Linked DNA regions of Mus musculus: region 1 is linked to region 2. A link is a loop called in an ENCODE intact Hi-C map of the cell type or tissue named here. Cell type or tissue: left cerebral cortex. All regions are shown on one strand. Each heading gives the region's core, and the rest is flanking DNA. Links, peaks and the distances in the headings are about the cores only. Region 1 holds the start of Gm23336 (a small nuclear RNA gene). Region 2 holds the start of Sars (seryl-aminoacyl-tRNA synthetase).

Evidence for each region. A loop is a pair of places that touch in the nucleus more often than their neighbours do. Peaks named below come from ENCODE experiments on the same cell type or tissue, not always from the same donor. Only the 100,000 strongest peaks of a DNase experiment are listed, where the experiment ranks them.
Region 1: it touches region 2 in a loop (2.0-fold over the local background); 2 of 42 quality-filtered maps call a loop at or near these places.

What each region holds. Positions count from the first base shown.
Region 1 is chr3:108,494,812-108,500,188 of GRCm38, reverse strand. All of the region lies in intron 1 of Elapor1 (endosome-lysosome associated apoptosis and autophagy regulator 1), which reads left to right. It overlaps Gm23336 (a small nuclear RNA gene), which reads right to left and starts at 2,071; the gene lies at 1,949-2,071. In left cerebral cortex, for the core only: no CTCF peak of the experiment used is centred there; no DNase peak of the experiment used is centred there.
Region 2 is chr3:108,442,373-108,447,676 of GRCm38, reverse strand. Sars (seryl-aminoacyl-tRNA synthetase) reads left to right here and starts at 2,418. Exons shown (of 11, transcript NM_001204979.1): 1 at 2,418-2,680. The coding sequence starts at 2,545. In left cerebral cortex, for the core only: CTCF peaks have their summits at 1,219, 1,422, 2,433 (motif pointing left) and 4,747 (motif pointing left); DNase peaks (open chromatin) are centred at 2,450, 2,888 and 3,423; H3K4me3 peaks cover 2,266 bases; H3K27ac peaks cover 2,203 bases.

The DNA.
Region 1 (5,377 bases), core at 99-5,098, 53 kb before region 2:
TTACTCGGGTTCCTGGTCTCACATTGGCCGCAGGTCCTCATTCTTGCCCTGCGAATACTTTACTGATTAAGTCATCACACCAGGCCCCCTGCCTGCCTTTGGACTCTGCTGCCAGCCCAGGCCATCTGTAGACAGCACTCTTGGCGGTCCCGCCAGAGGATTGCCCTGGCAGGAAGGAGGAGAGCATAGGATGCCCCACGGCCACCAGGCCGTCTAGTCTTGTCCCTTAGGCATTTCTGCCAGCCATCTGTCCTCTCTATTTCTAGCAGCAAAGCTAAGTATCTTTGGAGGCCTGCTTGCCACACCTTTCAAACCTCTCTCAGTCAGAAAAGAAGCAGGGTTGTTCACTGGTTAGTGACACCGTGGCCTTAGGGAGGTGTTCCTGTCTTTGGCAGAGTCCAAGGCATCAAGGCCTCTGCTGAGGAAATGGTGGATGGAGTGAGGGAGTGTGGTAAAAGGTAGGGGAGTGGGGTGGCAGTTACATTTCTTTGTATTTTATGACCTGTCTCCTCTCTACTTTATTCTCATCAGCACCCCGTACAGTTCAGCTATCATCTCTGTGAAAACTGGGACTCTTTCAGATCACGGGCTTCAGACTCATACTGACTGCTGAGAGTGTCTCCCTAGAATGTGGAAGACCTGACAAGGCCCATGGCACCAAAATTGCCAGAGTTTAAATGAATTAATTGTAAAAGAATGGAATGCTTGAAAACAAAACATTTTTTAGCAGTTAATTTTCCTCCTCCTCCCCCTCCTCCTCTTCCTCCTCTTGTTCCTCCTCCTTCTCTTTTCCTCTTTCTCTTCTTTTTCACAGTTGCAACAAAACTGCTTTAAAAATGCCTTAATAACAATCTGATGAACCTCGGGGAGTCACCACTGCTCCTGCTTGGTGTCTTTTTGAGTTCAGTTAGTAGATTGAATGATAGTTGAAAATACATTTTTTTCCTAAAATAATTGGAGCTGTCTCTTGCTTCTAGACTGCCAGGTAATCAGATTTCCATTGGAAGGCACATTTAATAGACTGACTCTGAGGCTGGGATATTCTCCATGTCTCATGGCAGGATCCTTTTAAAATGTAAAGATTTTAAAATTCATCTCAGACGAGTCTTGCATTTGCCATCTTTTCCCTCTACTTCCGGAGTATTGGGATTACAGGTTTGTGCTGCCACACCAAGTCATGATCTCTGCCCACCCCTTTATTTACAGTACAGGGTTGATGAGATGGTTCAGTAGGTGCAGGTGCCTTCAACCAAACCTGAGGACCCGAGTTCAATCCCTGGGACCCACAGGGTGGTAGGCGAGAACTGACTCCCGAAGATTGTCCTCTGACCTCTATGCGCATACACATGGTGTCACATAAATGTTGCTTAATGTAATTTATTCTAAAATGTAGGGTTATTTTTTTTTAGTTTTACACACAGCAAAAGTTACCATCTTAGCCGTTTTTATTTGTGTGTGTTTTATGAGCATGTGTGTCTATGCACCACTTTTACGCCCAGTCCCTAGAGAAACAGAACAGTGTCTGATTCTCTAGAGCTGGAGTTACAGATGGCTGGAAGCTGCCTGTGGATGCTGGGGATCAAACCCAGATCCTGTGGAAGAGCAGCCAGTGCTCTTAACTGTCAACTCATTTCTTCAGTCCCCAAATTAGCCATTTTCCCATTAATTTGTTTATTCATTCACTTTATATTGCCATGGCTGTCCCCCCCCACACACACACAGCCCCTCCACTCATCCCCCCTTCTCCCCCGAGAAGGCGAAGCCCCCCCCCCTCCTTGGGTATCCCTGCACCCTGGCACATCAAGTCTCTGCAGGGCTAGGTGCACATTCTCCCTCTGAGGCCAGACAAGGCAGCCCAGTTAGGGGAATGGGATCCATAGACAGGCAACAGCTTTGGGGACAGCCCCTGCTCCAGTTATTGGGGAGCCCATATAAAGACCAAGCTACACAGAAACAGTGGTTAGACGCCACAAACTATGGTGGCAGTACCCTAACTGTATGCGTGTTGTTAGGCCCAAGGGCCTCTTCTGTCCTTGTCTAGAGGAGCGCTAACCCTCCGCTCATACAACGCCAAATTAGCCGTTTCCAAGTGATCCGCTCACTAGCTTTCAGACATGCATCCTGCTGCACTGTCATCAGCACGCCACAGACCTGTCTGTGAAACTGTCTCCATGACACAGCCCTTGTCTCCTTCTCTATCTCGTTCCTCCACGGATGCAGTTCTGCTGTCTCTCTGATCCCAACTACTTAGGGTACAGCGTAGAGGTGAAAGCATCCAGCATTCTTCCCTCTCTGACCCGGCTCTTTCCCTTAGTATAATTGTTTTACCTCTGTGGGCTCAGGTGGGCGGGGCTATGGCCAGGCAGACCTGAGAAGTAAGGAGGGCTTCTGGACAGCGGCTCCACCTCTCTGTCCCGCCCCTGACTCAGTAACAACCCACTTCAGGCTCCTACTCACTGACCAGATGTCCTCACTCTTGACCTTCATCTCATCTCTCACTTATCCTAGGAGAGTGTCTGACGTGCAGTCCCATGGCAGGCAAGCCACCCACCTCACTCGACAGTCCCATCAAGCTGTCCACCTAATGCCAAGTCTTCCTAAAAGGGCCACCGTTTCCAGAGCAGAGGGCTGTAGTGGACACGGCAGGCTGCACCAGCATATGTTCACTGCTGAGGTGATTCCCTATAAAGGGACAGAATGTGACCATCCCTCCCACTCCACATTGCTATGGCCCTTGTTTGAGAGATCTGTGAAACACTTTCCTTATCAAGTCCCCAGCATCCTGAGAGGCAGTGTAGGGGTCCGGACACACCCGTGAGTGTGATTGGTGCAAGGGTACAAACACTGGCAGCCTTACACATAGACTCCAATTCCAATGGCTGGGTCCAATCCTAGCTTGGTCATCTCCTGGCGATGTGGTATGAGGAGCAAGTGACTTCTACCTTTCTGAACCCCAATTCTTTCTTCTGTAAAACTGTTCAGGGGTTGGGAACATTGCTTAGGGTAGGACACTTGCCTAGCATGCTCCAGCTCCTGGGCTCATTCCCTAGCACCACACCGACTGATTGATTAATTGATTAAAATAATTGATTATTATTAAAATAATAAATTAAAAACCTTGTCAGAAACTATTTAACATTTTAAAAATTATTTTATGTGTATGAGTATTTTGCCTGCATGTATGAATAAACACCACATGTGTGTGATGCCAATGGAGGCCAAAAGAAGTCTGGAACTGAAGTTAACACATTGTGTAAGCTACCACGTGAGTGCTGAGAGTCAAACCCAGAATCCTAGAGCAGGAACCCTTACCAACTGAGAGGCATCTCTGTCCCAGGACGGGCAGACTGCCATTCCAATACCATCCCGACCGGCTGATATTTATTTTCCATTTGTGCTATACCCAAACAACAAAGACTAAAAACATTGTGTGAGTGAATTCTAACCCTGGAAGATCACTGCTGCCAACAGGTAGTTCAGTATCAAGCAGACAGAGCTCCAACCTAAAGGCTTTCCTCTCTCCTTTCTTGAGTCCCCAGGAGTGCTACTTGGCTGTGTGGTGTGGGATAGCTGGAGCATGGATTAATTAAAGGTTTAGAAATCATTTCTAAACCCTCCCACTGATTTCCTAGGAACAGGGAATAATCAATCCCCTTGTGTCCAACACTGGAGTTTAGATGTGTGTCACACATCTGCATGGAGGGAGGAAGCGATTATGTGCTGAATAGATGTGTGTGTGTGTCTATGTTAATCTGTGGCATATGCTGGTTGTACACTTTCAAAAGTAGCTGATTGGGTAATTGAAATATTGTTTGTTTGATGATGAATTGCGTCACACTGATGGAATTAAGAAAAGCCTAGGACATGGGGCTGGAGGGATGGTTCAGTGGTTAAGAGCACTTGTTGATCCTCAGGGTTTGATCCCCAGGACCCACATGGACTGCAGTTTCATATACATAACATTTTTTTAAAAAACTAAAATGAAAAGAAATGCCCAGGACATTGGTGAGGCACACCTTTGAGTGGTACATCTGTGAAGATGTTTCTAGAGAGAATAATTAACTAAGGGGGATGTCCACACTGGCATCAGTACATGGACTGGGGTCCCTGACTGAATAAGAAGGGGAAGGAGAAAGCCAGACACGGGATGACATTCCCTTTTCTGTGCTTTCTGGTCCATTGAAACGGGAGCACGCAGGCTCACGTTCCTGCTGCCACGTCTTCCCAGAGCACAAACCAAAAATCTACTCTTCGTCCCCTAAGTTGCCTTCCGTCAGCTATTTGGGCAGAGCGACGAGAAAAGCCACTTATATCCTCGGGGAATTGATATGCTCATAGGAGAGTGAGCAGAACTGGGAGAGCCTGCCAGGTCTTCTCTGCCCTAACTCTGCCTACGCTTGTCTTTCACGATGTGATCTTAAAGCACAGCTCAGTTTTCAGCAGCTGCAACAGAGCTAGCCATCACAGATGCTGTGACCCTCCCCCAAGTGGCATGGAGAAAATTAACACTCATTAGGAGGGAAACTTTCTAAGGCTCAGAGCAACCATTCTCCCAGAAAATCTCTTAGCCTCATAGCACCTGGAGACACCAAGTAAAAGCCAATGAAAAAGGAGAGATTTGTCCCCTGGGCCTTCAAAAGGCCAAACGCAATTAGAGTGAATTAAAATGATCTGCTTGAGTAGATTAGCTATTTTCACACCAATTCTCAGGCCTCAGAATTGAACCTAGCTTGGCTGCTGACGGGCCACTGATACCGTCATATTTAATTTTTAGACTTGGCTGTGAAACTTGGCTCAATGTGAGTTTGTGTTTTGTCAGACTTTCAAAAGTGGGAGAGGATTCCTGCTGGCCAGTCTGAGTTTGGGCTCAGTGACTTACAGGTTGTGTGACCTTGGACAAGACAAGCAGGCCATTTCACCCCATGGACAGCCAACTCCACAATGAAGAAAACAACCTCTGCCCTGTTGGCCTCCTAGGAAGCCCTGAAGCTCAGACGAGCCGTGGTTTGGGAGCTGTAAAAGCGCCACGTGAACTGCCAGGGCGATTGGGTTCACAGATAAAATCCTTTCTGCATCAAATCTCTGTTGAATATGCATACTGTGGATTTTACTTAACCCTCATTCTGGCAACATGACCCCTTTGAAAGTGTCATTTTTAGAACTGAAAACAAGACATGCTTAGTCAGCCAACTTACCTCCCAGCGACAGGCTAGTTATCTCTGAGACAAGGAAACGATAGAAATCATGAAGAAAAGGAGGCCTAGAAAGGTGGTAGCTCAGGCCACAATGAACTCTCATCCTGATGGTCTTTCTTTCCCTAGTGAAACCGGCATTTAAATCCAAAGCTACAGATTCTGGTAAAAAGTTAAGCTTCAGA
Region 2 (5,304 bases), core at 305-5,304:
AACAACCAATGTGTACATATGCAGTAAAGTTTTTTGCAAAGACACTGCCTGGCCCGGGCATGATAATGAGGCTTTGAGAGTATAACCAATCAGATGTGAGACATGCAAATGAGGAATAATAATGAGGCTCTGTGAGGTACAGAGAGAGAGAGTAGCCAATCAGATGAGGAACATGCAAATGAGGCTTAGTGCATAACCAATTCGGGTGTGAGACACGCCTCTCCTAGGCCTATATAAGCAGCACCAGTTCTGGGCTCCGGGTCTCTTAGCCTCTGCAATCAAGCTCTCCCAATAAACGTGTGCAGAAGGATCCTGTTGCAGCGTTGTTCTTGCTGGTCGAGTCTGGCGCGCAAGACTTAACCTCTGAGCCACCTCTCCAGATCCTTAACTTTTGGTTTTTCAAGACAGGGTTTCTCTGTGTAACCTTGGCTGACTTCGAACTTGCTCTGTAGACCAGGTTGGCCTCAAACTCATAGAGATCTGCCTATCTCTGCCTCCCCAGTACTGGGATTAAATTAGTAAGCCATCACTGCCCAGTAAATAATTTATTTTTATTTCATATGCACTGGTGGGGTTTGTCTGCATGCACGTCTGTTTGAGGGTGCCAGATCCACCGGAACTGGAGTAACACAGAGTTGTGAGCTGCCACCTGGGTGCTGGGAATTGAACCTTGGTCCTCTAAAAGAGAAGCCATCGGTCTTATCTGCTGAGCCATCTCTCCAGCCCAAAGAGAGGTATTTATAAACAATAATAAAACTAATAGAAAAAAAAAACCCTGGAGTTTGTTTTGTTTGTTTTTGAGAGGCCAGAATTTCAAAGTGATTTCTGGAATTACACTATAAAGGACTGATGCACTCCTTAGGCCCCACCTCTCAAAGCACCTGCCATTGTTTTCATACCTTAGATTACACGGATCTTACCCTCTCAGGGGTTCAGTGACCCCCAACACTTTGATGACAGTCTTCAAGTATTTTCTGCAAAGACTGCAGCTCTCTATCCTTAACATTTATTATTATAACTTCTCTTGGCTGCTTTCCATTTTCCAGCCGTCCGATTGCTAGATACTCAGGAAAGTGTTCTTTTTAGGAGAAGACACAGGAAGGGGAGAGCAGGTTTGTGGGTTCCGTGTTAGTTAATGTTTTCTACTGTGTGAGAGCAGTAGGTTTTTGGTTTGGTTGTATGTGTGTTTGGTTTTTGAGACAGATTCTCACTACACAGCTCTGGCTGGCTTGGAGTTCGGTATTTAGAACAGGCTGGCCTTGACTTTACAGAGCTCTCTACCTCCGATGTGATATAAAAGGCACCTACTACTAAGCCTGACTAGGTTTGGGTTTTTTGGAGACATGCTGGCCCTGAACTCATGCACCCGCTGCTCCCACTCACAAGGGATGCACATGGACATGCACTACCACATCTGGCCAAGAGAGGTAATTTCAAATGAGGTCTTCTCACTTTAAGAGTAACAGGTGTGTGTAGGTTGGGCTTGGTGGCACACCCCTTTGATACCAGAGACTCCCCAGGAAGAGGCAGGCATCTCTGTCTGAAGCCAGCCTGGTCTACATAGTGAGCTCCAGGACAGCCAGGCCTATAGATTCTATCTCAACAAACAAAACAAACAAACAGACAAAAAGAATAACTTGAACGTGTTGATAGAATAGCCTGGCAATGCTCAAATTACATAAACATAGAATAGTTTCAATCGTAAATATAAGCTACAACTTCTTGCAAAGGTCTATTGGATTTGGGTGAGGGATATGTGAGAAGAGAGGTGTGCTCATCTCATGGACTGTCTTCTGACACCCAACCCTTCTTCCCCTGGTTTTCAACACAAAACTGTAGCCAAAGCTGCAGGAGACCGGGAGGGGACAAGCTCAGATTATCCTGCCTCCTAGCCTCCCTCCAGTGTCTCTGTTTATTAAGTCCATCAGGGTCTCTAACCTTGTCCTTTTATCTCAGGGGGGCTTGGCAAAGGTTTGTTGCGGGAGGAAGGGGGTAGGGCTAGTATAAAAAGAAAAATAAAGGATGAAATGGCACACATCTTTAATCCCAACATTTTGTTTGAGGCTGGCCAGGTTTACATAGTTGCTAGTCAGAGCTACACTGTGAGACCCTGTATCAAAACAAAAAGCCCCAGGGCTCGAGAATCTTGAGGGTAGGTAACTGGGTGTGTGCTCTGTAATCAAGATAGAGGAAAACTGGCATCTGCAAAGTGCATTGTCTTCCAAGTCAGCTTCGGTCCACACCGAGATACTCCCTTCAACCAGAGGAACCTGAGGCATTCACGATTTCAGTGGGGGGCGATCAGAAGGCCTTTCAGTAAGGAGTTCAGCAGAGAAACAACCCGCATAAGGCTACCACGCCCTTTTCACTTCTCACCACTCCCTCTGGACCCTGCCTAACACTGCGGCTTCCGGCGAGCTAGGCGCCGCCCCCTCCCGGGCTGCCGGGTGCCTGCGCAGTGAGACCAGGTCAGCGCGCAGGCGCAGTGCATCGTCCACCCGCCGCTTACAGTCCTCTCTTAGTGTTAACTGGTGAGGTAGAAGGATGGTGCTGGACCTGGATTTGTTTCGGGTGGATAAAGGAGGGGACCCAGCCCTCATTCGAGAGACGCAGGAGAAGCGCTTCAAGGACCCGGGGCTGGTGGACCAGCTGGTGAAAGCAGACAGTGAGTGGCGACGATGTAAGTACCAGGAGCTCGCAGTATCCCTTGAATCCCTCATGGCTTCAGAGGTCACAGCTTACAGCTTTTGTCAGATGCTCCCGCGACTGGCCGGCTCTACCGGCTTGTCCGTAGAACAAGCTGGGAACCGGGCTTGTCCCCCTCTCCCTGCAGCTCCCGCGGCCTGGGTCCCTCCCCGCGCGTGCTCTATGCTGACTGCCGCCAGTGCTTTAGGAAGGAGCTGCACGCACGCACGCGCAGGGAGAGCTGTCAGGCCCTTGCGTAGCTACAGCAAGCCAGAGCTGGAGTTTTACTTGGGGGGCGGGCTGGGAATTAATTTTCTATACATTTTGGTCATTCTCAGTGTTTTATTCGTCTTTAGCAAACCCAGCGTAGTCCTCCGGGTTTTGCAGGGATCAAAGGCTGCTCTCTCAGACTGAGTGACTTCTGCAGCACCCTAGGATTACTCCACCCCAGTCGAACCATCTGGGGACTTTGGAGGCTACTCTTGACTAAATGCAGTGACCCTGAAATTTGGGGTGGCCACTTCTCCAACCCTGAAGGCATACCTTTAAGAATCAGGCTTTTCCGTGCTAGATCAGATAGGACGGAGGGGTGCTGTAAGGCAAGAAAAAGCTTGTAATTACTGAGGATGGTTGTGATTTGTGGTAGTTTTCTGGAAAAGACGTTGGCAGCGTAGAAGTGACCCATCGTCATTCAGGAAATTAAAAGAAGCTCTAGAATCCTCTGCCTCCCAAGTGATCACCTGGCAGACCGGATGTTGTCAGTGGCATGTGACTCGGGTAGTCTGATGCAATAGGTCTGCAACCAGCTGAGAACCTGGTTTATAAGAGCACTGCTAAGGCAATCCCACGATCCAAGAGTGTCTCCCTCCTACTCCCACCCTCCAAAATAAACAGGATTTCTTTCTCTCTGTAGCCCTGGCTATCCTGGAACTTGCTCTGTAGACCAGGCTGGCCTTGAACTCAGAGATCCACTTGCCTCTGCTTCGAGAGTGATCAAGGGTGTGTGCCACCATACCCATAGGGGTGTTTTGTGGACATGATTTTACTGTTAAAAAGCTTCTTTGGTATCAAAACATATTTGCTTAGCTGACAGTTGTGTACCTGTTCTGTATGTCTCAGGTACTCTAATAGGGTAATTTGTCAGAGTTTACACTTGGACCAAAAGTTTTGAATTGGTCTAAACTGAACTCCCCTTTTTTGTTTAAGATAAAGAATATTTGGGGGGTACCTGCCTTTAATCCCAGGACTCTAGGGGTCAGAAAGAGATAGATGTCCGAGATTGAGACTAGCCTGGTCTACATAGTGAGTTTCAGGCCAGTCAGTGCTACATAGTGAGAGCCTCTCTTGGAAGGAGATACTCTGAGATGGACTTGGTGGCATTCACATATTATCCTAACACAAGGTAGTCGGAGGCAGGAGGATATGCATTTCAAGGCCAGCAGACCCTGCCTCAAAAACAAAACACCTTGGTTCCGAGCACCTTGCCTTGAATCATAATCAGAAATAGCAAGATTTCTGTACCTATCTATTCTGACTAATGTGATTTTAAATATGTTAGTGGTCTCTTGCATAGAATGTGCACATATAGGAAATTTTGACCCTTACCTGAAGAGATATTGGTAGGTTCTTTAGGGATCAATAGTATAGACAGGCATTAAAGGACAACTTTAAAAAGTGAGCGTTTGTTTTCAAGATGAGGCCTGGCAATTTTGTCCAGGCTAGTGTAGAACTCAGTGGGCCCAAGTAGTCCTCTCCTCTCAGCTGGGGGTCCAGATCTGCCTCCACGCCTGGCTTTAAAGGTGGTGAGCACTAATCATACCAGGAACTATTGACAGTTATTTAAAAAGAGGACCAGAAGTTGGGAGAGAAGTTGGGCCCTGAGCAGAACTGGAGACGGGGTAGATGGATAAAAATCTTTTTAAAAGAAATGCATAGCGCCTGGAGAGATGGCTCAGTGGGTAAGAGCACTGACTTGCTCTTCCAGAGGTCCTGAGTTCAAATCGCAGCAACTACATGGTGCCTCACAACCATCAGTAATGGGATTTAATGCCCTCTTCTGGTAGACAGAGACAATGTACTCAGATGCATAAAATAAATAAATCTTTTTAAAAATGCATATAAAGGGAAGAGATTTTACTTTTTTCAAACAGGGTCTCATGTAGTCCCTTTGGAGTGAGGCTGGCCTTAAACTAATTCTGCTTCTCATGTCCATTATTCTGGAATTTCAAGTGTGTACCACCACAGCAGGCTTAAAGGTATGTGTGTGTGTGTGTGTGTGTGTGTGTGTGTTTGTGTTTGCAGTGTTTGAACCTAGGTTTTAGTACATGCTAGATAAGTATGCTACCACCGAGTTATGCATAACTAACTAACTTCCTTCCTTTCTTTCTTTGGAGCTAGGTTCTTGCTATGTTGCTTATTCTGTCTTTAAACTGGCAGTCTTGCTCTAGTGTCCCAAGCAGCTGGGAATATACTCACACACAGTCATGCTTCCTTATTTTCTAAATTTTATTTGAGACTGTCTCCTCTCATTACAGTGCAGCTCTGGCTGCCCTCAGACTCACGTGGTCCACCTTCCTCTGTGTTCGGGGATTAAAGGCCCCACACCCAGTTGTCAGTTTT